Linked DNA regions of Mus musculus: regions 1, 3, 4, 5, 6 and 7 are each linked to region 2. Evidence: chromatin loops called from intact Hi-C (ENCODE). Cell type or tissue: heart. All regions are shown on one strand. Region 1 overlaps Gm34654 (a long non-coding RNA gene). Region 2 has its middle 6.4 kb from the start of Elovl5. Region 3 has its middle 7.4 kb from the start of Gm39375. Region 4 overlaps Gm34654 (a long non-coding RNA gene). Region 5 overlaps Gm34654 (a long non-coding RNA gene). Region 6 holds the start of Gclc (glutamate-cysteine ligase, catalytic subunit). Region 7 overlaps Gm34654 (a long non-coding RNA gene).

Region 1 (4,000 bases), 91 kb before region 2:
AGCAATAATTCTTCAAAGCATATATGTTAGATCTTGTTCTTTTTTCCCCTTGAGAATTCATTCTTTATGAGCTTATAACTTGTATTCTCTCTCCCTCTCTCTCTCCACCAATGTGTGTGTGTGTGTGTGTGGTGTGTGTGTGTATGTGTGTGTGTGTGTGTGTGTGTGTGTGTATGTGTGTGTGTGTGTGTGTGTGTGTATGTGTGTGTGTGTGTGTGTGTGTGTGTGTGTGTGTGTTTCTGTCTCCACAACACAGCGTTTCATAGTATAAACTATTTTTGAATAGCTTTGTTTAATTTTTAAGGACCTATTTATTTCTATGTTATATAGACAAGCATTTTGCCTACATGTGTATCTGTGCACCACATATATCATGGGCCCACAGAGATCAGAAGAAGGCATCAGATACTCCAGAACTGGAGGTGCTTAACTGCTGAGCCCTCTCTCCAGTCCATCAGTGAGCCATCATGTGGGTTCTGAGAAACAAACTCAAGTCTTCTGCTAATTAGTTTTATGGCAACCTGACACAGTCACTGGAAAGGAGGGAACCTCAGTGGTGAAACGCCTCCATAAAACCCAGATACAAGGTATTTCCTTAATTAGTGATTGGTGGGGGTGTATCCCAGCTCATTATGGGTGGTACCACTCTGGGCTGGTGATCCTGGGTTTTATAAGAAAGCAGGCCGAGCAAGGCACGGAAAGCAAGTTAGTGAGCAGCATCCCTCCATGGCCTCTGCATCAGCTCCTCTGTCCAGTTTTCTGCCTGCCCTGTGTGAGTTTCTGCTCTGGTTTCCTTCAGTGATGAACAGCGATGTGGAAATGTAAGCCAAATAAACCCTTCCCTCCCCAACTTTCTTTCTGGGCATGGCGTTTCATCGAGGCAATAGAACCCTGACTAAGACAAGTAACAAGTGCTCTTAACTGCTGAACATCAATGGCTCTTAATCACCGAGCCATCTCTCCAGGTCCCTCGGCACATTCCATAGCCAGTTAGTTCAAATGTAGCTATGGGCTGTGCCAGGACAGTGAAGTGTAGTGCTGTTTGTCAGCTAGGAAGGACAAATAAAAGTATGCTTGTCTAACTAACTAACTAACTAACTAAATAAATAAATAAATCAAATCTTCGGGCTGGGAGAATTTATTGCAGCATTTAAAAAGTCATTCCATCCCACACTCCCCTCCTAAGACTGAGAAGTATTAAAAGCTTGGCCAGGTTTCCTGTCACTTTGAATTACAGTTACTCACAATGAAGCAAAGCGGCTTAGCTTTAGCAATTGTAAGCTTGTTCCCGTTTCTTATCACAATCCGGAAGCCACCTCCTCCACCCGTACCATCGCTGAGGGGCTTATCTCCCTCAATCCCTCCCCAGATTGCCTTTGTGAAAGATGGATTCCCCACAGATCTTCTTGAGCTTGAGCTCAGTGAGTGTGGCCTGTAAGTCTGTGCCCAGGAGGACGGTTTAGCTCCAAGTAATAAGGGGGAAGGCCTTAAGCACAATTGTTACTGATTTCAGAGACTATCACCCTGAACTGCACGGTGGGGATGAGATAGGACGAGCCACCAAGGAGTGTCCACACTTTGGATGGACACTCAATGATCACATTGGAATATACATTTGAGAACATTTTATATATGTGAGAATAGTGATTACTGAAACGATTGTTTTTTTTTTTTTTCTATTTTTATTTGCTTGTGTGTTGGTTGGTTTGTTTGATGTATGAGTGCTCTGTCTGCATGTACACCTGCATGCCAGAAGAGGGCATCAGATCCCTTTATAGATGGTCATGAGCCACCGTGTGGTTGCTGGGAATTGAACTCAGGGCTCTGGAAGAGCAGCTACTACTCAACTGCTGATCCATCTCTCCAGTCCAATAGTGGAGACAATTTAAAATAACTGTAGCTCAGAAGTTACTGTGGTGCCAATACACAGAATGATAATGGAGACTCTCAGGAACTACTATGGTCTGTCTCTAGGATGGAACTGGCCTGAAGAACTCCTGCCAATATCAGGGCCCTGTGGGACTAAGCAAAGATAGTAAGTGCAGAACCAGAAGGGCTGGTGAAGAGATGATGGAAGGGTGGGGACCTGCCATGTATCCACAAGGACTTAACATCTATATTTTGAAAACGGTCATTTGGCCTAGGATTAATACAACTAACTACAGTGTATATAAAATAGGACATGCAACTTGTACTTATTCACTGGGGAGCTAAGCCAGGGTTTGGGATATACGTGAATTGAATAAGACCAAGCTTCATGGGCTCAGATATTGGTACATTTGGTCCCAGTTTGTGGTGCTGTCAGGGGAAGCTTTGGCAGCTTACCATTGCTAAAGAAAGTACATCACTGGATGCAGGCTTTGAGAGTTAAAATCCTAATGCCATCTTCAGTTAGCATTCTCTATCTATCTATCTATCTATCTATCTATCTATCTATCTCTCCCTCTCTCTCTCTCATTCACTGCATTTGAAGATGTGAGTTCTCCTTTCCTTCTCCAGCTGCCATGCCTTCCAAGTACTGGCAAGCCTCCCTGCCACGATAGGCTCTCACCCCCCTGAATCTGTTAGCCAAAACAAACTGTCTTCCGTAAGTTGCTTTGGTTATGGCATTTAATCACAACATATGAATGGCTATTATAAAGTTGGTCCCAGAGACTAGGTTGTTGTGGCAAAAGCACCGATCATGTTGGGGTTTCCTGGAGGAATGTGAAAGGCTTTGGGACTTTGGACTTCAAAGTGGTTGAACGCTGTTGGTACAGTTTAGTGGGTTCTTCTAGTAGGAGCCTACAAGATTTTTGTGCTGAGAAAAATGCAGATGGTGGAGGCCTGGGTCAAGGAGTTCTAGGGGAAAGCAAAACTTTTAACAGTAACTGGTCAGTCTTGTGATATTTTAGCAAAGAATTTGCTGCTTTCTGCCCATGGCCTAAGAACTTGCCCAAGGCTAAATTAGCAAAGACTAATTTATTTGACAGAAGAAATTTCAAGGCAACATAATATCAACTCTTTAGCATAGTTATTAGTAATTACTCTTATTCAGGTCTGCAACTTAAAAAAGAGCGAGTGGAGAGGAAAGAAATAAAAAATATAGGTTGAAGAGAAAAGCAGCAGTAAGAAGCCTGTGTTACAGCCAATACAGTAGGTATTGTAATTGTGGAGATTAGTGCCTTTAAGGAGAGGGCACAGGAAAAAAGGGAAGGATGTCCTCGGGGTAGGGCCACACCCAGCTAAGCTTCCAGCTTTGGAAAGAAAACCTAAGGAGGTTCCTGCTCCTTGAAAGCAACTGGAAACAAACTGTTCCTGTGGTTTAAGGGGATCCGGTTTCATCCCAGGCTGGCAGCCAAACACAACGGTGTTGCCCATGGATTCATCCTCCACTGTTTCAGAGATCCTTTAAGGCCAAGGAGTGTGTTTTACAGGAGTCCCTGCATGGAGGCCCTGAGAGGACAAGAAGCTCTGAGAGGCCATAGCATGTCACTGGAAACGTGAAGCCTGGATTGCAAAGGAGATCTCAAGATGCTGGAGATGCCAGAGCTGAGATATCTGCTAAGGAGAGCTGCATACAGGAAGGGGAACCAGGTCAAGGGAGGTGTCTGTTGTAGAAAGCAAGGCTGCGAGGTGGGGTGTTATCATGGCAACAGAAAAGTTGCAACTACAGAGTAAGAATGAAATGAAGGGGCTGGAAAGATGGCTCAGTGGTTAAGATACTGGCTGCTCTTCCAGAGGACCTAAGTTTGATACCCAGCACTCACATGGTGGCTCACCACCATTTAGTCATAGGGGATCTAGTGTCCTCTTCTGGACACCAAGGGCACCAAGAATACATATATATATATAAACATTGTTTTCAAGAATGAAGTTAAGTTGTTAAAATGAAAGAAGTTGGAATGAAATGGACTGACTCCATCTTTTGATGAGGAAGGGAAAGCAAGAAGTCATTTGTCACCACAGACGAATGCTTGTGACAACAGTGTTCTCAACAGGCAAAAGCTAGAGCAACCTA
Region 2 (4,000 bases):
TGAAACTCACTTGGCAGCCCAGCCTGAACTGGGACTTGCTACAATCCTTCTGTTCCCTGAGTTCTGGGATTACAAGATCACCCCATCATACCTATCTGGCTTTATTTAAACAAAACAAAACAACCTAGTGTGTAAAAGCTTTTAGTTTTAAAAAAAAAAAAGAAGCTTTTTAGTTAAAAGTTAAAGCTCTTGATGCTCTTTCAATGTTTCTTGTGCCCCCAGACTTCTTGCTTTGTACTTAAAATGGTTATATCATGGCTGTCTTCCCTTATTACACACTAATACACACACTGGCCTCACTAGCAGATCTTACTCTAAAGCTTTTCCAGCGATAGAAGAGGTTTCTTTACTATCTCCTCCATGTGACCGAGCAGAGCAGGCAGTGCATACATGCACCATCTGCTAAAACACATTACTTAAAGTCTGATCACAGTTTCCCTCCTACAAAGTGGGAGAGAGTGATCCTGCCATAAAGATTTAAGTCCCTGAACAAGCCTCAACCCTGCCACTCCCCGGCATCCATTCTACCAATACTTCATAACAAAATAGGACATCGTTTTTTTAAATGCCAGGTTGGGAGGTTGGGGTTATGTGCTGGCTAGTTTATGTCAACTTGACACAAGCTAGATTCATGGGAGAGGAGGGAACCTCTATTAAGAAAATGCCTCCATAAGATCAGGCTGTAGGCCTGTAGGGCATCTTCTTAATTAACGATTGATGTGGGAGGGCAGACAAAGCCCATCAGGGTTGAGCCTCCCGTAGGCTGTAAGAAAGCAGGCTGAGCAAGCACTATGAAGCAAGCCAATAAGCAGCAATCCCCCATGGCCTCTGCATCAGCTCTGCCTTCCAGGCTCCTGCCTTTGCTTCTAACGGTGAATTGTTGTATGGAACTATGAGTGGAATAAACCCTTCCCTCCCCAAGTTACTGGTCATGGCGTTTCATCACCGCAATTGACCCTAAGGCAGTTTACAAACTGCATCATCAACCCATAAGTGACCTCGTTCATCAAGAGTCTTGAACTTTCCCACCCCCTTGAGCGTTCTGGCTTGGAAACAGTGTACTTTAAAGAATTCTTAAGAAACACAATCTTTGATCCAAGAAAGAAGCGCTTGCACTTAGCCATAAGCACCCCTGCTGACCTACACGTCAACAGCTTCCCTGAGGGGCTTCCCCAGTGGACTGTCAGTTCATCGGTGCAAAGAGGCATGGAAGTGCCACCCTCAGGTACTTTCCAACTGTAGCACTTGCAGGATAAATTTCTGAGTTTGTTTCTACATCAAAACCTGGGAGGATTAACTGAGAAGTAAAAATATTAAGCAGTAGTTCACGATCCAACTGCTCTCTGTGCCTTTAAGGATTCCCCCAAGGAGAGAGGGGAGGAAGGGAGTGACCCTTGGTTGACAAAAGAAAATGTAACTGTTTCCTCTTCCTGTCCAGAACGTTCAGATCTCCTAGCAGATAATCTTAGGAGTAGGTCTCTGAAATATGCCGAGGGCATTTCACCGTCCCGACCGGGGCCCATAGCCTGCACCGGCGTTAACAAGGCCTGGCTTCTCCGGAGCACGCGGGCATTCTCCGCAGGCGTGGAGGGTGCTGCGGTCCGGGTGCGAGTCCCAGCTGCAGCCTCCTCTCCCAGGCTCCCGCGCCCCGCGCTCCGCCCTGGGCGGGACCTTCCGTGCCCCGCCTGCTGTGCACGGCCTGGCAGGTCCCGAGAGCCGCGCCGAGGCCAGTGCCCCAGAGTAACCCCGCGGGCCCGCCCCTCAGCTCAGGCTGCCCAGTTCGGCGCCGTGATTGGCGGGCGCCGCCGCGGGTGAATGGCGTGACCCCGCTCGCCCACTCCCCGCCCACCCACAGCTCGGTGCCCGGGTGCTGGCCGGAAGTGAGGCCGTGGGGGTCCGCGAGGGTGCGGGGGGGGATGCGTCACTGAGACAGAGTCCCGGGCCGAGGGTCCCTCGGGCCACCGCAGCGAGCGCCCACCCGCACTGGAGCCTTGGAGCCTGGGCGGGGCCTCGCCAGGTTCTGCTCTGGGCTGGGCTGGCGTGCGGCTGGTTGTGTAGACTACTACCCTGTTGAACATAGGATTTTTGGACTCAGCCGCTTCGAGCAGATCACATGCAGACCTCAGTAAAGGGGGGGCCTCTTGCCGTGGTAAAGTATAGAGGGTGAGAATCAGTAAGCAAGACCATTACAGAGTGTGGACGTGCTGGGAGAGAAGGAAACTAGACGGGGACTGGGTTTGGGCAGGGTAGTGCCAGCCTGGTGGGGCCTATGAGGAGGTTAGAAAAGGAGCTAAAGAGGGGGAGTACACGGGCTTTGAAGCCTCGCTTTGCAGTGTTCTTTCCTCGTTCTCTCAACATTGAATTCTTACAGCTTTTAACTTTTTTATTTGCTAAAAGTGCATCACTTTCCCTAACTTATTGTTTGTTATCTGAGTTCCCGGGAGTATAGCATTTCCCCAGAGACCAGTCAGTAAATATGTACATGATGTTACTGCTGGCTGGGTACAGAGGGCAATTTAAAAAAAAAAACAAAAAACAAATAACATATTCGTGAGTGTTTGCTGAAAATCAGTTCTCTTTATGCTTATCCCATTCACCCAGATTAGCACCCCTCCTCCCTGCCCTTTGGAAGCCTTTCTTGAATATCTATCTACAACACAGCTTTCCACAGCGTTCATGCCCTGAAACTTACTCTGACTCATAAGCTACTGAAAACACAGAGTCGCATAGGATGTTTGTGTTAGATTTTTGTGTTACTATAGTTACCTGCAATGTGTCCATAGTAATAAGTGAAGAGAACAACAAGCAAATAAAAACGTATAGTATCAATTTGAGACTCCCGAAGTCGTATTTATTTTGAAACAACCTACTGAATCTAATTTGCTCTTTTGATCATGGAGAAAGTAAATGGTTTTGGAATGGTGTGTGTGTGTGTGTGTGTTTGTGTGTGTTTTAATTGATGGTCTTCTACAAGTCTACTTCAATAAACACCCATTTCTTTTTGCTTTTTATGTACCTGGCTCAACACTATACTAGAAGTTTCTGCCCTTATCTTGAGGAAGAGAGATATTAGAAACAGGAAGTGACGAAGGGAGCAGAATGCTCTAGCTATGGGGAAAGGGGAAAAGAAACATTTTGTTCTGCTTTACATTCTGAGAAACAAAGCCTAGTGAGAGAGGAAGACAAAGGAAAAGGATGAAGTAAATGCACATTGGAACTCTAAAGACTTCAATCTTCTGTACCAATGAGCTGCATGGTAATAACATTGTATCCTGTACGTCCTGGTTTTAATCAGTTTTCAACTGCCCCAAATAGATGCTCAGAAAGTGTTTGTTTAACGATTGCAAAGGGCAGCACGCTATGTAATCATTTAGATTAGAAGTCAATGCAGCACTTTGACATAAGGGGATGTGTGCGTTTGGAAGGAAAGATACCATGCAATCGAATGGCAAGCAATAGTCTTCAAAAACTGATTAAGCCGGTGCTGAAGAGATGGTTCACTGTTTAATAGCATGTGTTGCCGTTGGAGAGAACCTGGGGTTGGTCCCCTACAACCCCATGGTGGCTCAAAACCATCCCTCACTCCAGTTCCAGGGAGATCTGATGCTTTCTTCTGTACTCCCTGGGCACCAGGTACTCACATGATGCATATGTGTACTATACAGGTAAAACACTTGTGAGTATAAAGTAAAAAGAACTTATTTTATATAATTAAGCTGACTCAAAAACTTGTAAATTTTCACTTGAATCTTACGTGGTGAAAAGTGCACTTGAAACTGTGAGAAATTGTACTACCATCTTTTGGCATGAAAGAGTATGTCTCCTGGGTCAGGCGCACAAAAGCAAGGCTTTTCACAATAGACTTGTAACCAAAATACCAAATGACCTAGAGTGACTACATCTTTTAAGGCTAATTGTTAGAGAACTTGTTTTTATAAATTATAGAACTGGGGCAAAGACTATTGAGTACATATGGCCAGCTCTAACAGAATATATCTTA
Region 3 (4,000 bases), 94 kb after region 2:
GAACTCCTGCCTCCCAGAGCAAGTCCGAACTCTTGCCCAACTTCTCTGGCCCCTGACGTGGCAGGTGGCCATGACTCTGGTTTCTGGCTTCAGGTGCAGATTGTCATTGGAGCTGTTGCCTGAAAGCAGCTGTTCTCCACAGTACAGCTGAACTCAGATCATCTCTTCAGAGTAGGTTTTAATTTAGAAAAAGAGAGAGAGAGAGGGAGAGAGAGAGAGAGAGAGAGAGAGAGAGAGAGAGAGAGAGAGAGAGAGAGAGGAGGAGGAACATCCTTTCACTTGTTCTCAACCTCCCTGGTGCCGCAACCCTTAAATACAGTTCCTCATGTTGTGGTGACCCCTAACCATAAGATTATTTTTGTTGATGCTTCATAACTGTTAAGTTTGCTACTGTTTTGAATCATAATGTAAATATTTGTGGTTTTCCCATGGTCTTAGGCAACCCCTGTGGAAGGGTCATTCAATCCCAAAGGGGTCACAACTAACAGGTTGAGAACAGCTGGTATAAAACAACATGGGACAGAAAAAAAAAAAAAAAAGAGTTCACCAGAATGGAACTGGAGAACTAACATTTTGCTTAGGTGGCTGCCTTCCATCAGTGTGAGTGTCCCTCCACCCTAGGCTACCTCGTGGATGATTGGTAGCCCCGCTGCTGTCTGCTCCCTTCCCTACCCATTGTCCAAAGAACACTGAACCATGGCTTCAGCGGCCTTCTTCACAGAAGTTGGTTAGTGCAGATCAGGCACCTCAGTGAGAGGTTATTAGCATCTCACTACCCTGGAAGCCTGGGTCCTAGACATCAGGTGACAAAAAGCCGGTCCTGGCTGAGGACTGTGCTTCCTGCCCATGGGTCTCACTCGGGGCACTCCGCATAGGAAGCACTGGACTGGCTGGAAAATGAGGCTTGTGTTCCTGCAATCAGCCACATCGCCCATGCAGAGCTTTCTGATTAACCTGGGCTTTTGCATACAAGGTGGAATCCCTGCCTTGTATGTGGGTCTGATCAATGGGAAGGGCACATGACTTGCTTTAAAATTAGCCTCATATTTCATTGTGTAACAGTTCTGGGTTTCACTAAATAGAATGACTGGGCTTTTATAAGGGCGCATATAATGTATTTCTATTTAGTGTATCTGATTGGTTCATCTTAGAGAAAATCCTTTAGATTCGCTGAGATGCCGTGTTTCCGCCTACAAAATGATGCTGTGGGTTTTGTAGGAAAAAGAAAGATTAACAAAACTTACCATCTTATCTAGGGCACAGAGGGAGAGGGAAGGAGAGGGAGGGAGAGGGAGGGAGAGGGAGGGAGGGAGAATCTGAGCTTGTCAATGAAGAGAACAATCTCTTCTGCCCAAAAGGACAGAGTGAAACTAGAAAGGAAAGAAATGATTACACTCTAAATCATGCTGTCAGCCAGGGTTAACATTCTGGGAGGTTCCAAAGCTCAGAGAACATTTCACATCTTAAGAAAAAAGGCTGGGTTTTTTTTCCCCCTATTTCCCCTGTGCCAGTGAGACATCCTCACGCAAATTCAAAATCAGCAAAAACCAGTTACCAGCCAAAGCCACCTTCCCGTTGTCCTTCACAAAGTCAGCTTGTTCCCCCAGATTTCTGATTCACCTTGGCTGCATCTGAAGATAAGCCCATATGACCTAGAGGCCAAGGAGAAGCAAAGAAGTTTATGTGCCTGCAGAAAATACATTTCTACAGTCAGGAGAATGTGGTGGCTTGAATAGGGATGACCCCTATAGACCGGTGTGTTTGAATGCTTGGCTATGGAGGGTGACACCATGAGGTGTGGCCTGTTGAAGGAGGTGTGTCACTGTGGAGGCTGGCTTTGAGGTCACATGTGTTCAAGCTATGCCCAGTGTGAGTTGGAGTCCAGCCTGGGATATGGGAAACTCCATCTCAAATCAAAAAGCAAAACCACTTTATAGCAAGAAAACCATTTTCCTGTGGTCCACAGAACTAAATAGGTGATTGATTATCATTTATGCTTCATATCTCATGTGACCGAGGGCCAGAGAAGAGGGGTTTAAAAGACTAGATCTTGGACTGGCTAGGGTGACTCAGTGGATCAGGGTGCTTGTCACCAGCTCAGACAACCTGATTTTGAACCCTAGGCCCCCATGGTGGAGGAATAGGACTTACTCCTGTGGGTTGTGCTCTGACTTCTGCATGTGTGCTGTGACATGCACACACCAGCACATGCACACACACATAAGTAACAAAAGCTTAAGAAAAGCTGGACCACTCTAGAGGGACATGTGTGCAGTACCTGCGGGGGCCAGAAGAGGGCATTAGACCCTTTGGAACTACAGTTATGGACGGTTGCAAGCTGCCCCGAAGATGCTGGGGAACTTGAATCTGGGTCCCTGCAAGAGCAGCCAGTGCTCTTAACCACTGAGCTATCTTTGTAGCCCAAGATATTATTTGGTAATAGTTTGTCTTAATGACACCATATCATATGCAAACTGATAGATAGATAGATAGATAGATAGATAGATAGATAGATGATAGATAGATAGATAGATAGATAGATAGATAGATAGATAGATAGTGTATTCATTTCTGGGTTTGAGATAGTCTAATAAACATCATATAGTCCAGTTATTTCTTTAGCTTACTGGTTTTTGTTTATTGTGACCACAAACGCAGTATGAGCATGGCTCTTCGAATTCCCTCCGTCTGCACCCTAAATTTGTCAGCCACCGAGGCCACCGAGTTTCACCTCTCTTACCTACCAGAGTGACTTTCCTCCCTTCAGAACCCAAGACCTTCATATCCTAACCATGCTTTGCATCAGAGTTCTAATTTTGCCAATCAGGAAGTTCATTAGCCTCACTGGGCTTGTTCAAGCTGCCTGTGTTCATATTCATATGTAAACTTGTATCATCTGACTTATAATAAGCCGTGTGTCTGGCAGGCGGCTTGTCCCCACAAACCCTGAAGGTGTCACTGCACAAGGTGCCAGGCTGTGTGAGGCTGACATTCCCTCTGCGCTCCCAGGATGAGCCAGCGCCGCAGTCTACTGAGTCAGGCGCACAGGCTGGAGACGGTCCGCTTGCTTCCCTGTCTCTCCGCTGTCCTCTTTCCATTCTTTGCAACTCAAGGGTTAGGAGGACAGGCAGTTAAGGCAGTTAACCTAGATGAAGCACAACAACCATGTAAGCGAATAGGTCCCAAACTGTTTAAACCACAAACAAGCTTATCACCTGCCCAAGTGACCCTGCCTTTGGAAATCTGTGCTGGTGGAACAGATAGCAGCCACCCACAGCGCAAGCCTCAACACACTGTCCTGGAATACTCCCGACCTTGAGCTGCCCTGGATACCCAAGAGAGCAAACCAACGCTATATTCCTAATGGCGCCTTGCCAATCCCCCAGCAAAGGCCTTGGAACTGAGCCTTAGCTACTGCCACCTCCGCACTTCACCAGGCTCGTGGGCTCCACCTTCTGGCCAGTGTTCCCCTGGCCTGGCCTGGCCTGTTCGTTGACGGTACAGGAGACTCTTAAGGGCAGCAATTTTGCTGAATTCCTCTGCTAGCCCGGGACAGTTTGGAATGGCACAGCCTGGACACAAGATGCTTCCCAGGGCTAGGTGGGTGGTGTCCAGAGACGCCGAGAACCCTCTAGGTAAACAGCATATCCACCCAAGGACGCTGGTCAGCCAAGACGGTGAAGTCCTGGAAGCATGCTCACTTGGGACCTTCCCCTAGCATCTGGTTCTTGCCTCTTGTATCGATCCTCAAATGGTCAATAAAATCACGGTCCCAAATCTATTCTTTTGATTGTTTGCTTGTTTTTGTTTGGTTGTTTGTTTGGGTTTTTTTTGTTGTTGTTGTTTGTTTTTTTGTTTTGTTTTGTTTTGTTTTTTGTTGTGTTTTTGTTTGTTTGTTTGTTTGTTTTTTGAGACAGGGTTTCTCTGTATAGCTCTGGCTGTCCTGGAACTCACTCTGTAGACCAGATCTATTCTTCCTTGGATGTAGATGTCGTGTTCC
Region 4 (4,000 bases), 100 kb before region 2:
AGGTGGGTCAGTGCAAGAGATGCCGTGGATGATGGAGCTGCTCAGTGAGTTGACTAGGATTGTGACTACAGGAGCCTACACAAATGACAGATCCATGTGTGATAATAACACACAAAGAACAGTCCAGATGAGACTCGGGGAGCCCGCAGATGATACTGTACAGTCTGGCCAGCCATGTACATTGGAGACAAATGATAAAGGGTGCATGGGGTTTTTTTGTATTACTTTCTATAGTTGGATTCATCTACAATTATCTCTGCTGACATTCACACTGGTTAACGAGTGATGTGCAATTCTTGATGCTTGACACACATCATTTCATTGATCTTCACCACAGCCTTCTGCAATAAGGTGTCGCTATTTCCATTGCTGAGATGGGGACTAATACATCGCTGGATGAAGTATCTTTGTAACTAGTCCAGTCGAAGGCGATATGGACTGGTGACCATTGGTGATATCTTGATGCTGCATAAAGAACACTGGATGATTTGTGGAAAATCTTAGGTTCTAGTCACCCTTCCACTGGCTCACATTTTAATTTGAAAGTGACTTAAACACCCGGTTGGTTGCTCCATGGGGGGAGAGGAGAAGGAGTGTACTTTTTATGATTCTCTGATTCCAAAGGATCAAGCAATGAAAATATGATTTCATCCCCACCTTGGCAATTAGCATCAATGTTGGTGCTGTTACTTGTTTCTTCCGACTTCCCAGGGGTCTCAGGAGCATCCTCTCTAGCAGCAGGTTGGGTGCTGACTTCACTGGGTTTTGAGCAAGTTTACCCGCAACACTTTTCGTCATGCATAAGGTTGCCCAAAGGCAAAGTCAGTGTCAGATAATAGCAACAAAGCAGTCCTTCACTGAATAATTTCCAAATACCAATGACTGAGACAGTCTGTGTCACTTAATCAAGACAAAACGTAGTGAAATGAATTGTCAGTGGTGCGTGTGTGTGTGTGTGTGTGTGTGTGTGTGTGTGTGTGTGCATGACATGCCAACCCAGGGCCTCAGTCAGAGCTCTACTGCTGAGCTGGAGATATCCCAGAGGGTCACTACATTTGTGGCTTAGAAGACTGAAATGTCTGGTCTGTAGGTTAAATCAGGCTAGTAGTCTTCCATTGCTTTGAGAAACACAGAGAAAACCCACTCAGATTCTTTGGGCCTGTAGATTCACAGGGTTCCATCCACTTTGTTTCTGGGCCATCATGAGACAGCATCATGGCTGGGCATGTGCTAGAGCAAAGCCACTCACCTGGTGACAGGCAGAAGGTGGCCCTCTCTCCAAGCAGGGGTGAAGAGAGACATAGCCTTCAGTGGCCCTCTCCCTAGCAGGGGTGAGGGGAGACATAGCCTTCAGTGGCACTCTCCCCGAGCAGGGGTGAGGGGAGACATAGCCTTCAGTGGCACTCTCCCGAGCAGGGGTGAAGGGAGACATAGTCTTCAGTGGCACTCTCCCCGAGCAGGGGTGAGGGGAGACATAGCCTTCAGTGGCACTCTCCCGAGCAGGGGTGAGGGGAGATGGAGCACTCTCTCTTTATGTAGCCTACTTCCTCCAGGGAGGGCCTATATGCTAATAGCCCTTATCTATGAACTTACCGACAGACTCACCTACTTTCTGTAGATGAGTTTAGAACATTCCTGATCTATTCACCTCACTGGGCCCCACTCTAAGCATTACTGCATTTGGGAGTCAAGCCTTCACTATATGGATCTTTGGAGACTCTTCCTATTTAAAGTCCTTCAGACACACCTGCTGAAGCTATCTACCCCTCCAGAGCCTTTCCACAGGCAGGTTGTGTCCTTATGGTTTTTGATAAATTATAACTTTCATAGTACTTGAGTTGAACGACATAACGTAAAATTAACGTGCTCACTTTCACTTCTGAACGTGGACATTAGAGACGAGAACAAAGCTTTCTAAGTACCTTGAAATTCCAGCAGTGCCCCCATGGTGGCGGTATAACACCACCATGTCAATATGCCTGCAGTCTTCCAGGCTCAGGACCTCACCTACAGGCAAAGGCACAAACTCCAGAACCCAGGGAACCGCAAAATCAGGTTACTCTGAAGGAGACAAAGGGTCTCATGCATCTGGGTTAATAACCTTAGAAACAAAGAAACACAACTCACTTTCCAGACAGAGGAAACAGTTTCTTACAGGGACACAAAGCGTCTACTTGGTGAGAGCGCCCTTTTCATAAGTACTGGACAGCAGCCAGCAGCAAACACAATAGCCCTGTCTACAAATGTTTTTCCCATTTCCTCGGCCCCCTGAAAGCAAGCATTTGAGAATAAATAGTTCAGTTCTCCTTTCCTGGATGGCCCCTATGGCTGTAAACAAAAGGACAACTGGACCATAGAAATGTCACATATTTGTCTTGGCTGTGTATGACCTTATGAGCCCCTGCCTGGGAATTACACTAACAGCCAAAAAACATGATTCAGTCAAGGTTCTCAAAGTGCTTTATGGAGAGTAATGAACATACCTCTGGAACCCTAAACATACCAGGCCATAAGCATTTACTGAGTTATAGCCAAGTCCAATAGTCACTCAGCGCAAGTTGGGTCTTTGTTGTTGTAGTGGTTTGATTCTACACACACACACACACACACACACACACATACACACACACACGTTTTTTATTAGATATTTTCTCATTTACATTTCAAATGCTATCCCAAAAGTCCCCTATACCCTCCCCCCCGCTCTGCTCCCCTACCCATTTAATCTCACTTCTCGGCCCTGGCGTTCCCCTGTACTGGAGCATATAAAGTTTGCAATACCAAGGAACTTCTCTTCCCAATGATGGCTGACTAGGCCATCTTCTGATACATATGTAGCTAGAGACACGAGCTCCGGGGTACTGATTAGTTCATATTGTTGTTCCACCTATAGGGTTGCAGACCCCTTCAGCTCCTTGGGTACTTTCTCTAGCTCCTATATTGGGGGCCCTGTGTTCCATCCAATAGATGACTGTGAGCATCCACTTCTGTATTTTCCAGGCACTGGCATAGCCTCATAGGAGACAGCTATACCAGGGTTCCTTAAGCAAAATCTTGCTGGCATATGCAATAGTGCCTGCATTTGGTGGCTGATTCTTTAGCAATTGGAACCATTTACTGATCAACAGAATTAGCTTCCATAGGTCTTCCTTTTACCCCATGACTCTTGGACATGGCTGGCTAGACTAGAGGCAAATGCTTAACGCAGGAGAGGCACCTCAGAGCCACTGAGGGTCTGGCCTTTGAGAGTCAGCTAGCACACAGGCACGGGATACTACTTCCAGCAATGGGGAGATGTTAGGGAGATAAACTCAGGACTCCTGAGGCTGAGGTCAGGGTTGTCCAACTGTCCTTATATTCTAAAGGGCTGACAAATGTCCTACCCAATAAATCCGAAACTTAGTGTAAACTTACTTCAAGTGAGTGTCTGCTACATGCATGTCCTGACAAAGACATCATCTTTTGGTACAAAGTTCAATGGGTATATATATATATCTATATATAGATATATATATACCTCACAGAATCTTCCTTGCTATCAAAATGAATAGATTCTCTGGAATTCAAACCTACTCTGTGACCCCGTTTTCCCTCTTGTTCCCCCATAAACATGGAAATGATAACACATACGTGATGAAGTCATTCAAGCAGGAAGTGTTGCTCTGGCTGGGTGCCCAGCAGAAGGTGCTCAGTTAACATGAGCCTCAGCCCTGCCTGCATCATTCCTATAAGGAAAAAGAAACAGCCAGGTTAACACACTCCCTGGGGTCTGGAGCAAGCAATGGTGACTATTCTTGAACAAAAGGCATGAGGACCGCGAGGCCGAAGTCCTTTTCTGCGGAGAAAGGGTGTCCTTCATTGTTTGAAGCCAATGCTACATAGGAGAAAGTCCTAGGGGGACCAGAGGCCAGTCGCTAGAGAGTAGGAATGCAAAGCAAATATATCCCTCCTAGACAAGCCTTACTGCTACTGGTCTCTCCGGGGTGGGGAAAATGTCCAC
Region 5 (4,000 bases), 76 kb before region 2:
CTGCTGTTATTCTTGGTGGTCATCCCATAGGACTGGCATTTCCAATACACTGGGGTCATCTGCTGCAAAAGCCTCTCATAGGCTCTCTTCACAGTGCCAAGCCTCAGAGGCTCTCCAGGACCCCTTCATACCTTCAAAACCAGTACCACCTAGGTGATTCTTACACATTAACAAGTCCAACTGCAGCATGAGGTTCAAGATTGGCTATCTCTGGAACACAGCTTCTTTGTGCTCTTTAGAAAACACTTCCCAGAAGATTTCACATCAGTGATGCTGGTCTCTTCATAATTACCACTAATTTCATAGCTCCAGCTAGCCAGCATCAATTGTCTCAGTAGTCCCTTCTATTCTTAACTCAAAAGCTAGAGCCACAGTGCCAAAGCTATGGAGCTCTGCTGCCTGCTGGGGCCGGAACATGATCCCCTTTTCTTTTACATTATTGCCAGCTTTCTGTTTTCCAACTCCTTCGTTGCCTAAACTTGGCCATCCTGGAAATTGCTCTGTAGATTGTCCTTGAACTCAGAGATCTGCATGGCTCTGTCTCTGAATGCTGGGATTAAAGGCCTGTGCCACTGTGCCTGGACTTAAGCTTTTCTCCTTCTAAAACTTGCTCTGTCCTAGGCTGGCCTTGAACTCAGAAGTCTGCTTGTGGATTTCTGACCAGGCCAGCCTGGTCTACAAAGTGAGTTCTAGGACAGCCTGGGCTAAACAGAGAAACCCTGTCTCAAAAAAAAAAAAAAAAAAAAAAAGAAAGAAAGAAAGAAAAAGAAAAAAGTCTGCTTGCCTTTGTATCCTAGGATGAAAGGTGTATACCACCATGTCTGGGCCTAAGCTTTTCATGGTCACTATGCCTCAAGATCCAGATCAAAAACCTGTTTTCTCCACTACTGGATTGTAGTTAATTCTAAATTGAAAGTCCAAATGAAACAAAAACCAAGTAATAATACCTAATATGATATAACTATCCCTTATTCAATTGTAAACACATAAACAATAAGGTTTATAATACCAATCCCTAGTAACTAGCTTTCCCCTTGCGTTGAAGAGACACCATGACCAAGGCAACTCTTCTAAGAACAACATTTAATCGGGGCTGGCGTACAAGTTCAAAGGTTCAGTCCATTATCACCATGGCAGGAGCATGGCACCATCCAGGCAGACATGGTGTAGGAGGAACTGAGAGTTCTACATCTTCATCTGAAGACCACTAGGAGAAGGCTGCCTTCCAGGCAGCTAGGAAGAAGGTCTGTCAAAGCCTACCCCCACAGAGACACACTTCTTCCAACAAGGACACACCTCCTAATAGTGCCCCTCCCTAGGCCAAGTATATTCAAAACACCACAAGAGTATTGAATTATTTCAGCCTTTCGTTGTTTGTTAAGATGCTTAGCAGCTAAGCCATGTCTCCAGCCCCTCAATCCTTTCAATCTCATTCAGCGTGATAGCTTGGTTCTTGTTTTGGCCACATCTTTTGCACTGCTCTAATGCAAATGGGGGCCTCGAGGAATAGAGTGAATGTTTTTACTTAATTCAATAAGACAAACTCATTTTTATCTCTTAACTCCGTAGACCTGTGGGTCTGCTGACAGTGTACTTTTGCTGTCTGGCAATAAACAGAGTTATCTATAAATGATGGACCAATAAAGATAGAGTAAGAGGTAATTCCCCCTCTGTGGGGAATCACGTATCTCTGACTGTATCTCAGCTTTTCTCTTTGTTTTTAGTTGGGTCTCATTCTATACTCTTTGAACTCCTAGCAATACTCCTACCCAACTACCTTCATGCAATCTACCCAACGTTTCCATGCATATGGCTTAGGGAATGTTAGCATGCAATGTCTTTTCAGTAGGAGCAGGTTCAAGAGCTGAGCTCTAGAAGACATCAGGAAGCTCTGACTGCCCTGGGAATCACTCAGCGTGCAGTGTGTCCCTCCCTGGTGAGTTCAGAGAGACAACTACCCACAGGAAATGGCACACCCCTCAGAACTGACTTCCTCCAAGCTTTTCTTGTCCAAGTAACATCTGAAGGTCAGAGTCTCATCTGCCACATGTTTCTGTGACACAAAAGGTCGAGTCATCACAGTGGGGGTCCTTTCCTTCCTAGCCTCAACCATCTCTCGCCCTACATCAAGCCTTCCTTCCTGCACCCAATGTTGAATCAGGCTCCCTCGAAACTAGTAGCGACTCTACTCCATGCACTTAGTTCCAGGAAAAACACATCTATTTCTAAAACGAGGGTAAAAATAGATTCCATTTTAAAAACAAGAGTGGAAATATACTAGGGCGATAATATTGAAAAGCAGTCTTTCTGTTTCCCATGTTTCTTGAGAAATATAGAGCAACTGTATAAGGCGTTTATCGGCAGCAAATACATTTTGCTCAACCTAGATCATTGTGATTACGTATGCTCGTATATACATGGATTTATGCTTTTCAAATGAAATTCTCACAGCAATCCTGTGAGGTTGAGACTGAAGGTCAGATCTGCTCACTGAATTATAAGCTCTAAGCTCCGGCTTCCACCGGATACAGAGTTTTTCCTCCTAGAGGCTCCCCAGCTGTTATCAAATGAAGGCAGAAAATTAGTAGCACTGTTATCATCTCTATTACTTTAAGTGCCTATTTCTTTCAATCCTCATAACAATCCTGTGCAGAAGATTGTCTTGTTATTTTTGTGGAGGAAGAACTTTAGGCAGATACCCTGAGGAACTCTGGGGCTCATTGATACAGTGGCAAGTGTCTTTGTCACTGTATAGCCATCTGTTTTTGAAATGGACTGGCAAAAAAATAACATGTGCTGTTGTTGAATAAATTGTAAAACTCACCCTCATTACATAAGAACAACTAAAATATCCAAATAAAGTTTTCAAGTCATTAGTTAACAAGGTAGGGACAAAAAGATTGCTGCAGTAGGGATAAAGATTAGAAAGATTTGACAAAGGAAAAAGAAAGAGAGAGACAGAGACACACAGAGAGAGAAGAGATGGAAGCAGAGAGACAGAGAGACAGAGAGAAACACAACTTAGGAAACTGATTGAGGCTATTACCAGCAATGGCATTCATACCAAAAGATTACAGACCACAAGAAGAATCTAGAAACAGACCAAAGCCCATTGTTCTACCAAGGTCAATCCTAACCAAACAGGAAGAGGAAATAGAGGAAGTTCTCTGGGTGGGTCTGAAGTGACAGTAAGAAAGGGGCCAGTCAACAGAGAAGAAATTGAGTCTGAAGGAAGCCATGGTTGCCAGGGAAGACCATTAGTCGATTTCTTCCCTATTGCTTTTCAAATATTTGCTGGGTTTTTATTTTTGTTTTTCTCATTGGAGAAATTAGTACATACTCATTGTCAGTTAATTTAGCAATAGAGATGAACATAAGAAGCAAAATTACTGCTTCCCTGGAGATTCCCTGAGCACCTGGGAGAATGGACATTCCTGAGCGCATCAGCACTTTTTGCCTGGGAAAAGATGCTCCGCGTCTGGAAAGACACACCTGAGAGTGTGGCTTCAGGGAGGCCATTTCTACTGGACTCAGAGAGTCCACGGTCCTGGGCCAGTTCACGGTGCAACACCCAGATGGCTCTCACATCTTGGTAACAACAGAGTTGCCTCATGTTCTCCAGAAGCAAGAGGGGAAATTTATAGACCAAAATCCTTTTTCTCTTACCCCAAAGTGAAGATATCGGATGTTGGGCACTCATCTGTGAGTTCCAAGCTGTCCTCATGTGATGGGGCAGAGTACACTTAGTGGACTGTTCATGCGCATGCTGTTGGACAGACTGGAAGACCTTAGCGCAGATAAAACAAAACTTCACTGCTTCCAATAACTATGTCAATATGGTAAGGTGTGGGGTATATTTCTTTCATCTTTTAGACATTATATATTCACTGTTGCCCTTTCATCAACAAGCATCATGATTATAAATATAATATCTTTTGCTTGTCCTTCTTAAATCCGCATATCACATGGTGGCTGTACTTACTGTACTTTCATACATACT
Region 6 (4,000 bases), 160 kb before region 2:
GATGGTGGGGAGGACACAATAAGGTAGTGGGCAGTAAGTAGTGAAGATTGAGTGGTGGTGGTGTTAGAATGGTTTTTTAAAAGAATATTATTCCAGCTATGTGCGAGAGAGAGACAGCATCATGTCTCCTCAGTTTTAGATGCCATCTAACCTGTGCACATACTTAAATGCATTCCACTGTGCAAATCACAGCCACACTTTCAGTATCTGTGGCCCCAAGCTCTTTGATGGCCTCATTCAATGAGGAAATATTCCTATCATGCATTCATCGATTAGTGTTCATTGAATGTTGTGATGAGTGTTCATTAACTATTAAATCTAAAGCAAATGTGGAAGTCCATGCCTCTAATCCCAACACTCAGGAGGCTGAGGCACGATGGCTGCCTGGAGTTCAAGGCCAGGTTGGGCTATCTAGTGAGATCTTGTCTCTAAGTAACTACATGTTGAAAATGTAGTTACAATGTGTGTGTGGGGGGGGGGAGGGTGTAATAAATGTTTTCTGCCCTCTGTACATGAATGGATCATCTAGTTACTGCATATATTTATACAGTTGCAAAACATTAATCGAATAACTATTCGGGCAAGGTACCTTCCCTTCGTTCCCACGGAATCCAGTTCCCAGAGCCTTCCGCACTCAGGGTAAAGCTCTCCTGAGCAATAGAATGACCACCGCTGGATGGACCTTCGGTTCTGAAGGTGGGGAAACTTCTGAAGAAACTTCTCACACTGCACACTTGGAGACAAGACAAGACAAGACCTCTTTTGCACAGTGAGTGATCTCTGTGCCGACCAGAGATCCCATTGGCAAATAGTTAACGTACAGGGTTTACAATGATGATATACATATATCTAATCCCTGCCCATACATGGACGCATGTAAATAACCAGCAATCAACTCTATGCATATCCATGCCATGTGGAGTCGTACAACATTTATTAAAAAGTATTACTCAGCCAGGCAGTGGTGGCACATGCCTTTAATCCCAACACTTGGGAGACAGAGGCAGGCAGATTTCTGAGTTCAAGGCCAGCCTGGACTACAGAGTGAGTTCCAGGACAGCCAGGGCTACACAGAGAAACCCTGTCTCGAAAAACCACACATACACACACACGCACACACACTCACACAGTATTACTCAGCCAGGCGTGGTAGTGCACATAATTGATCCCAGCACATGGGAGGCAGGAGGATCTCTATGAGTTCGAGTCCAGCAAAGCCAGTCCAGGACAGCCAGGGCTACACAGAGAAACCCTGTCTTGAAAAACCAAGAAGAAAAAAGAAAAAAAAAAAAAGGATTACTCTTAACTTTATACCCTTTCTACCAGTACAGAGTTGAACAGATATTCAGATATTTCAGCTCTCTCTCTCTCTCTCTCTCCCTCTCCCCCCCTCCCTTTTTTTTTTTTTTTTTTTTTTTTTTTTTGACCCAGTTTTCTCTTAGGACCCAGACTTTTCAGTCCTTATTCGCAGACAGCCCCGCCCCCCCGCGGACACCCTCGGCCTCAGCCCCGCCCCCGCCCCAGGCCCCACCCACGACCTGCCGCTTCGTTCCCCGCCCCCGCCGCAGCCTATAAAATCTGGAGCGCGGCGCACGGAGCGGCAGGCGCGGAACTGGGCATGCTCTGTGTCGCCGCAGCTTTGGGTCGCAAGTAGGAAGCCCGTGCACGACACCGGCGGCGCCGAGTGGAGCGCTGCCGCGGCGGCCAGGGCCGCAGGGCCGGCGTGGGAGCGCGAGACCGGGCGGCGGCGAGAGACCCCGACCCGGGCTGTCAACCGCGCGGCGGGGTCCGAGCCGGAGCGGGAACGGACGGGACGCCCGCCGCGCGGCCCGAGGGCGCCCCCAGAGCGGAGCTGCGGCCGGGAGGAGGACGCGGCCATGGGGCTGCTGTCCCAAGGCTCGCCACTGAGCTGGGAAGAGACCCAGCGCCACGCCGACCACGTGCGGAGGCACGGCATCCTCCAGTTCCTGCACATCTACCACGCAGTCAAGGACCGGCACAAGGACGTGCTCAAGTGGGGTGACGAGGTGAGCCCGCGCGCCTTTGTTCGGCCAGGCCGCCCGCGGCCCCGCCACCGGCCCGGGCTCGGCGCTGGCCACTCGGGCTCATTCATTCCTGTCGGGAGGCAAGCCGCTCGGACACAGGGAGGGCCTGAGCGGGAGGAGTGTGAATATCTGCCTCCCGGCGTCCGGTCGCACTGTTCGCCTTGGAGATGAGTGTGTACAGGACCGACTTGCCCGGCTGGCTTGCTATCACGTTTCAAATCTCCAGGGTGTTTGCTTCGGCCCTCGGTTTTCTCTAGCTCTTTTTCTTAAACGCCTGACACATCTCACATCTGTCCGCAAACTTTAGAGTTATACATTGCAACAAATACATTGCTAGACCTAAGGACTTGGGGTTGTCTTCCTAAAAGACGGGAGACTTCATTATCCGGTTTAACTGTAAATGCTTACAACTTAGAGGTTAGGTAAGACTGGTTAGAGCCAGCAGCTAAGCGTTACCAGTCAATGCTAAAACTTGTGCATGATCTCTGGGACCCATTTGTTCGAACCATCTGAAAGCGGCAACGCTAAAAACATTTTTTTGTGTGTGCATCCCCTATTTTTAAATAAGCACATTGATAAAAAGATACATAAAGTTAAATAACCTCTTGAGTCTGACCTTTATTGTGTGGGGTTGGCATTTACGGCAGATAGCGTGCCACTCCTGTATGTATTTATCGTTTAGTATTATCCTTGGGCTAAGTTTCAAAGTGTTGCTGTACCGGCATAGACTAGCTTGCGAAAAGTTAGTTTTTCTGTATCTAATGTTGGTAGATGATTCTGCCATCTGCAGCTGAAAGAATTATGCTTGGCCTAAGGAAGTATTAGGACTAATATATATTCCTACAAAAAAAATTGTCTATCACCACATTTTCTTTCAGGAAAGGGACACACTCGTTTGGCAGTTCTCCAGTTTTAGTCCAAAGTTTGTTGTGTATTTACATTTGACAGTTCTTCATTTGTGTTCCGTGTATCATATACAGGGCAGGGATATTATGGGTTTTATCCACTTGTTTTTCCTAGGGCCTAACTAGGAAATATATATAGTTGGCAGCAGCAAATTGTGGCGTCCTTTAAGGTTCTCATGGAACCAGCCACTGTTGAGCAATCAAAAATTTACTTTTCGCTGTCTTGCTAGGACTCCATAAAGACAAAAATAAAAACAAATGAATGTCTTTATAACCATTTGGAGTTGAACTTCATCCGCAGATGTTCAGTGCAGTCGAAGCACAGTGGTTCACCATGCCCCTTGCCTTTTCTCTACTAACCAGGAACCTCCCGGATCCAGATCCTTCTTTCTGTTTTAGAAAAAAAAAAAAAAAACGCTCCCCCTGTTGGCAGGAAGAGCATGTACAACTAACTGCCTGTTTGGAGAGACTTCCCATGGCAGACGAGTAAAGTGAGTGGTGTGAGAGGAACAGCAGAGCAGGACCTCAGGTGTACCACACATTTCCATCGTGACGGGATCTGGTGAATAGAGTCGGTACCAAGTTTACCTTCCTCCCCACAATCCTTATCAAGGAGACTGAAGAAGCCAGGCAATCTTGTGCACTTGTATTCTGTCTGTATAGGGGGAGAATGTTGGGCCCAGCATTTCAACCAATTAACACTGTTTTTAAAGACAGGGTTTCTCTGTGTAGTCCTGACTGTTCTGAAACTCACTGTGTAGACCAGGCTGGCCACAGACTCACGCAGAGATCCGCCTGCTTCTGCCTCCTGAGTGCTGGGCTTAAAGGTGTACACCATCATTGCCTGACAGTTAAGACTTCCTGAACAGAGCATGCTAGGCAGGTCTGTAGAGAAGTTGGACTCCACAGGTAATCCTCCGACAGTAAGTTGCCTGGCTAGCACTGTTCCTACATTAGATGACATCAGCAATATCCCTTGAAAACTTAGCGCCTGCTGATATTGCATTTCCAAATTTCTTTTTGCAAATATTCTTGTCATAAGTTACATAG
Region 7 (4,000 bases), 63 kb before region 2:
GTGCCCTACCTTCAGGGCTTTAGGATGGAGTTCAGTCTGATAACCCAGTACCTACTGCGTGATGAGCTCATACTGAGTACGTGTTAGAATAAGGTTCATGGCCCCTTTCACAATGCAGTCTGTTGATTGGCATCTTCTATCTAGTTCACCCATATTCTTTCATAATTCATAAGACTGTTTTCTCTGGCTGCTCTCACAGGTCTGAGCCATCAGCACATTTGTTCACTAGGACCAGCGATGGGAATCCTAGCCAAGATGTGTGGGCTGATTCGTGGTCTGACCAGAGCCACCTAAGGACAGGTTAAAGGGTGCTCTTGGCTCAGAGTAAATACTGTTTTCATCTGGCAGCCGGAACACTAAGTCCTATGGGGATAAAAAACAACAATGACCTGCTTAGCTGTCAGCAACTGGAGGCGAGTGAAGGCAAACAGAATCACATGCCTCACCCTGCCTCATTTCTGGTTTGCATTCATACTCTGTGTTCAATATCCATTGTACTTCGGTTGCTGCTGTTGCAGCTCTTCCTTGGCCTAGTTGTCTGCTCTGTGTGTGTGTGTGTGTGTGTGTGTGTGTGTGTGTGTACACTGTCACTGTCTTCACACACACCAGAAGAGGACATTGGATCCCATTACAGATGGTTGTGATCCACCGTGTGGTTGCTGAGAATTAAATTCAGGACCTCTAGTAGAGTAGTCAGTGCTCTCAACCGCTGAGCCATCTCTCTACCCGGGATTCTTGACCTCTGTCAGACACTACATATGGAGCAGCATCGGGAACAGACGGACATGCTTCAAGCTTCTGGAAGCTGGAAGCTCAAGATGAAGATTCAGGAAACTAGTGAGGACTGCTTTCTTCCCAAGATGGTGCTTTGTGGGACCTCAGTTGGCAGACGATGGAGGAGCAGAAGGACCACACTTTCTCTGTCAGACCACTTCACAATCCATTCATGAACTTGAGCCCCTTAGCCTTACGACCTTCCCAAACTTTCTACCTTCAAGCACTGTCCCACTGGGGACCTGTTCTCTGTGCATGGGTTTGAACACACATTTAGGTCGCATCAGGCACCAAGTATTTCCTACCAATCTGACAAACTATAATTAAGAGTGTGGACTTACATTCCCAGCGTGACTTTGAGCAAGGCATATGTGGGTCTCAGTTTCAAGACTAAGATGAGAGTAAGTTTAGAACTTAAGTCATTGAGTTATCATGAGAAGGTAAAAGAAAGCCAATGACCTTTATAGTGATCAATAAAGGAAGCTGAGGGCAGGAGATCCCAGGGAGGGAAGGCTATTGAAGTTCTGTGCATAGTAACGAGGTGCCAGGTAGGTCTCTGTGCACATGCTAATGAAGGATAAAGGTATAGGGGTGGGGGGAGGAAAGTAGATGCTCATATATGTGCCAGTAGACAGGAAAGACAGTTCCTGTAATTCAGTGCATGTCCAATTTCCTCATGAGGCACTATCAGTTTCTTCTTCAACTGGTTAGTAGAACCTGTTAGCCAAAGCACAACCTGACCTTTTAATATTTCTGATACAAGTGCTGTCTGAAGGAGGAAGTACCTCTTTCACAGTCAGAAATTATTTAATTCCTGCCTGGCATTAGAACACTTGTGCCTGATATACCTGTAGCAGATATTAGCTTTTAATACTTGTTACTAAATATTCCTGAAGCTGTACTCTTACACCACCCCAGGAATTTCACTCCTGAATCCCCCACCTCCCTCTCTTCTTTCCCTCCTCCCTCCCTCCTAAATGATTCTTTACAGCATTCAAGAACTTCCATAATACAAAGTCTTCTCTTTGATTTTGTGAAAGCAAAGATGGAACATAGATTTATAATTATTTTGAAAACTCAGCAGAGAAACACTGTCTTAAACAAATAAATAAACAAATAAAGAATGCCAAAATTTCAAGTTTTGGCAGTCCCCAATAAGGATGTAGAACTGACTCTTAAATATGAAGACATCTTCAATCTCACTAAAAAGAATGTATATTGAAACAATATTGGGTCTATTTCCAACTTATCAGAATAGTAAAGTCAGAAGACTGATGGTCCTAAATTGATGAGGTAGTTCCATATTGCTAGTGGAATATCATAGACATAAATTTGGTGAAGAATTATTACCAAAGTCCTAACTGTCCATACACTTTCATTTAGCAAAATTCTATATCTAAAAATTTATTCTGTATATTATGCTGATACAGTTCCAAAATGATACAGGCATAAGATTGTTCATTGCTTATAAATGAAAACAACAACAACAACCCAATAGGTATAAACATGACCTCCACAGTAGGAAATAAATCAACCTGACACTTCTATGATTTGTATGGCTTTGTGTCTCTGTCATCTTTTGACAGTTTACAAATTAGCTCATGTTTTCATCATTAATGTATCTGTTACAGTGTGTTTGGAGCACTACAAACTGGGTCCATATTAGATGCCAGCTTAGTTGATAACTGTGTTTCTGACATGCCCACCCACAAGTCATTCCTTTTGTCTATTTTCTGTGAGCATGCCTATTTCTTGAGGAAGCAAAAACACTAAAATTGAGCTGTGCTGGTTGGTTTTTGTCAACTTGACACGAACTAAAGACACGGGGGGGTGAGAGAACCTCAAATGAGTAATTGCTTCTTTCAGACTGGCCTGTGGGCGTTATCTCTGGTGCCTTTTCTTGATTTCTGGTGGATGGAGGAGGGTCTAGCTCTCTATGGGTAGTAACACCCCTGGACAGATGGTCCCGGGTTATATAAGAATGCACACTGTACATGAGCCTGGAACAAGCTAGTAAGCAGTGTTCCTCTATGGTCTGCTTCAGTTTCTGGCCCCAGGTACCTGGCTTAAGTTACTGTCTTGGCTTCCCTGGACGTTGAACTGTGACGTGAAAGTATAAGTCAAATAAACCCTTTTCTTTCCAAGTTGCTTTTGGTCACAATATTTATCACAGCAATAGAAAGCAAAGTAGGTCACAGGTCGATCAATAAACCTACAGTGGCCTGTGAGTGTTCAAGTAAAAGACAGAGTTGTATGTCTCTTACTGTACAAACAAACCTAGAAGCCAGAGTCAATGAAGCAAGCATGTCAAAAGTTAGATGTGGTCACCAGTTAGCTAAGGAATGAATGCACAACAGGGCTACTAAAGGAAGTTAAAACTACACCTGCAGTAGACACACAAATGAGATAAACCACATAGGTTCTATGTAATATGGAGAAAGTTCTAGTATTCAAACTAGTCACAAGAGTCCTGAAAGCCAATGCCCAAACTAGTATAAGACCTTAACTCTTGTTACCTCTGTGAAACCAAGAGAGGTGAGGGTACGACTGACGAGAAGGTGCTGGTTCAGGTTCTGTGAGCTCCCATGGGCCCAGGTTAGTTGGCTCTGGAGGCCTTCTTCTGATGTCCAGAGAGATTGCATCATAAGTTTGAAGAATGAAGCCAACTCTGTAATATGAAGGTACACAGGGAAACAGTACCCATTCATGTGTTAGCTGCAGTGTGCTACTTATGGTGACAGCACTAAATCAGGAGGCCTTTCTTGTGTATGAAACTGTCATATGGAAGAGGATGCCTTCTGGGGACTTGCCTAACTGCTGAAAAGTCAGTGCCTAACTTCAAAGGGCTAAAGGATAAATTGGCTTTCTTGTCAATGGCTATGCTAATGTTGTCGGTGGCTTTAAGTTGATGCCAAAGCTCATTCAGAAAATCCTAGGGCTATGTAAATTACTCTGAGTCTACTCCGCCCACACCTTGCTAGCAGAACAGCAAAGTTTGGTTGGCAATGCATCTGTTCACAATATGACTCCCAGGGTATTTTAAGCCTCCTGCTAAGTCATATTCTTAAACAAAAGAAAAAGCTAAGTACCGTTCATCAGTAGGACACCTGCTCAGCCATGATCTGGGATACAGCTGTACCACGAGGTTAGGGATAGTCTCATGTCTGCTAACAAACATCCATTCAAGAGTGACTTCTGAACAACTATATTGTAAAATGTGGCTTAG

What was found. Peaks named below come from ENCODE experiments on the same cell type or tissue, not always from the same donor. Only the 100,000 strongest peaks of a DNase experiment are listed, where the experiment ranks them.
Region 1: it touches region 2 in a loop (3-fold over the local background); 20 of 42 quality-filtered maps call a loop at or near these places.
Region 3: a loop joins it to region 2, with 4 times the contacts of the local background. A loop is called at or near these places in 18 of 42 quality-filtered maps.
Region 4: it touches region 2 in a loop (6-fold over the local background); 13 of 42 quality-filtered maps call a loop at or near these places.
Region 5: a loop joins it to region 2, with 3 times the contacts of the local background. A loop is called at or near these places in 21 of 42 quality-filtered maps.
Region 6: it touches region 2 in a loop (13-fold over the local background); 7 of 42 quality-filtered maps call a loop at or near these places.
Region 7: a loop joins it to region 2, with 2.4 times the contacts of the local background. A loop is called at or near these places in 7 of 42 quality-filtered maps.

Annotation. Positions count from the first base shown.
Region 1 is chr9:77,817,752-77,821,751 of GRCm38, forward strand. The region is part of intron 1 of Gm34654 (a long non-coding RNA gene); the gene reads right to left. Among named protein-coding and RNA genes, the nearest start is that of Gm34654, 32 kb to the right of the region's middle. In heart, a CTCF peak has its summit at 1,750 (motif pointing right); a DNase peak (open chromatin) is centred at 3,350.
Region 2 is chr9:77,908,966-77,912,965 of GRCm38, forward strand. No RefSeq gene overlaps it. Among named protein-coding and RNA genes, the nearest start is that of Elovl5, 6.4 kb to the right of the region's middle. In heart, no CTCF peak of the experiment used is centred here; a DNase peak (open chromatin) is centred at 1,806; H3K4me3 peaks cover 2,593 bases; H3K27ac peaks cover 3,073 bases.
Region 3 is chr9:78,003,398-78,007,397 of GRCm38, forward strand. It overlaps a transcript of Gm34829 not described here. Among named protein-coding and RNA genes, the nearest start is that of Gm39375, 7.4 kb to the right of the region's middle. In heart, a CTCF peak has its summit at 2,286 (motif pointing right); DNase peaks (open chromatin) are centred at 54 and 3,414; H3K27ac peaks cover 874 bases.
Region 4 is chr9:77,805,005-77,809,004 of GRCm38, forward strand. It overlaps Gm34654 (a long non-coding RNA gene), which reads right to left. Exons shown (of 5, transcript XR_379642.4): 3 at 3,631-3,725; 4 at 1,923-2,101. Among named protein-coding and RNA genes, the nearest start is that of Gm34654, 45 kb to the right of the region's middle. In heart, a CTCF peak has its summit at 1,961; DNase peaks (open chromatin) are centred at 2,207 and 3,677; H3K4me3 peaks cover 556 bases; H3K27ac peaks cover 541 bases; H3K27me3 peaks cover 445 bases.
Region 5 is chr9:77,832,811-77,836,810 of GRCm38, forward strand. All of the region lies in intron 1 of Gm34654 (a long non-coding RNA gene), which reads right to left. Among named protein-coding and RNA genes, the nearest start is that of Gm34654, 17 kb to the right of the region's middle. In heart, no CTCF peak of the experiment used is centred here; a DNase peak (open chromatin) is centred at 1,961.
Region 6 is chr9:77,752,933-77,756,932 of GRCm38, forward strand. It overlaps Gclc (glutamate-cysteine ligase, catalytic subunit), which reads left to right and starts at 1,603. Exons shown (of 16, transcript NM_010295.2): 1 at 1,603-2,027. The coding sequence starts at 1,878. In heart, CTCF peaks have their summits at 1,924 and 3,388; a DNase peak (open chromatin) is centred at 1,609; H3K4me3 peaks cover 2,618 bases; H3K27ac peaks cover 1,619 bases.
Region 7 is chr9:77,845,793-77,849,792 of GRCm38, forward strand. The region is part of intron 1 of Gm34654 (a long non-coding RNA gene); the gene reads right to left. Among named protein-coding and RNA genes, the nearest start is that of Gm34654, 4.1 kb to the right of the region's middle. In heart, no CTCF peak of the experiment used is centred here; no DNase peak of the experiment used is centred here.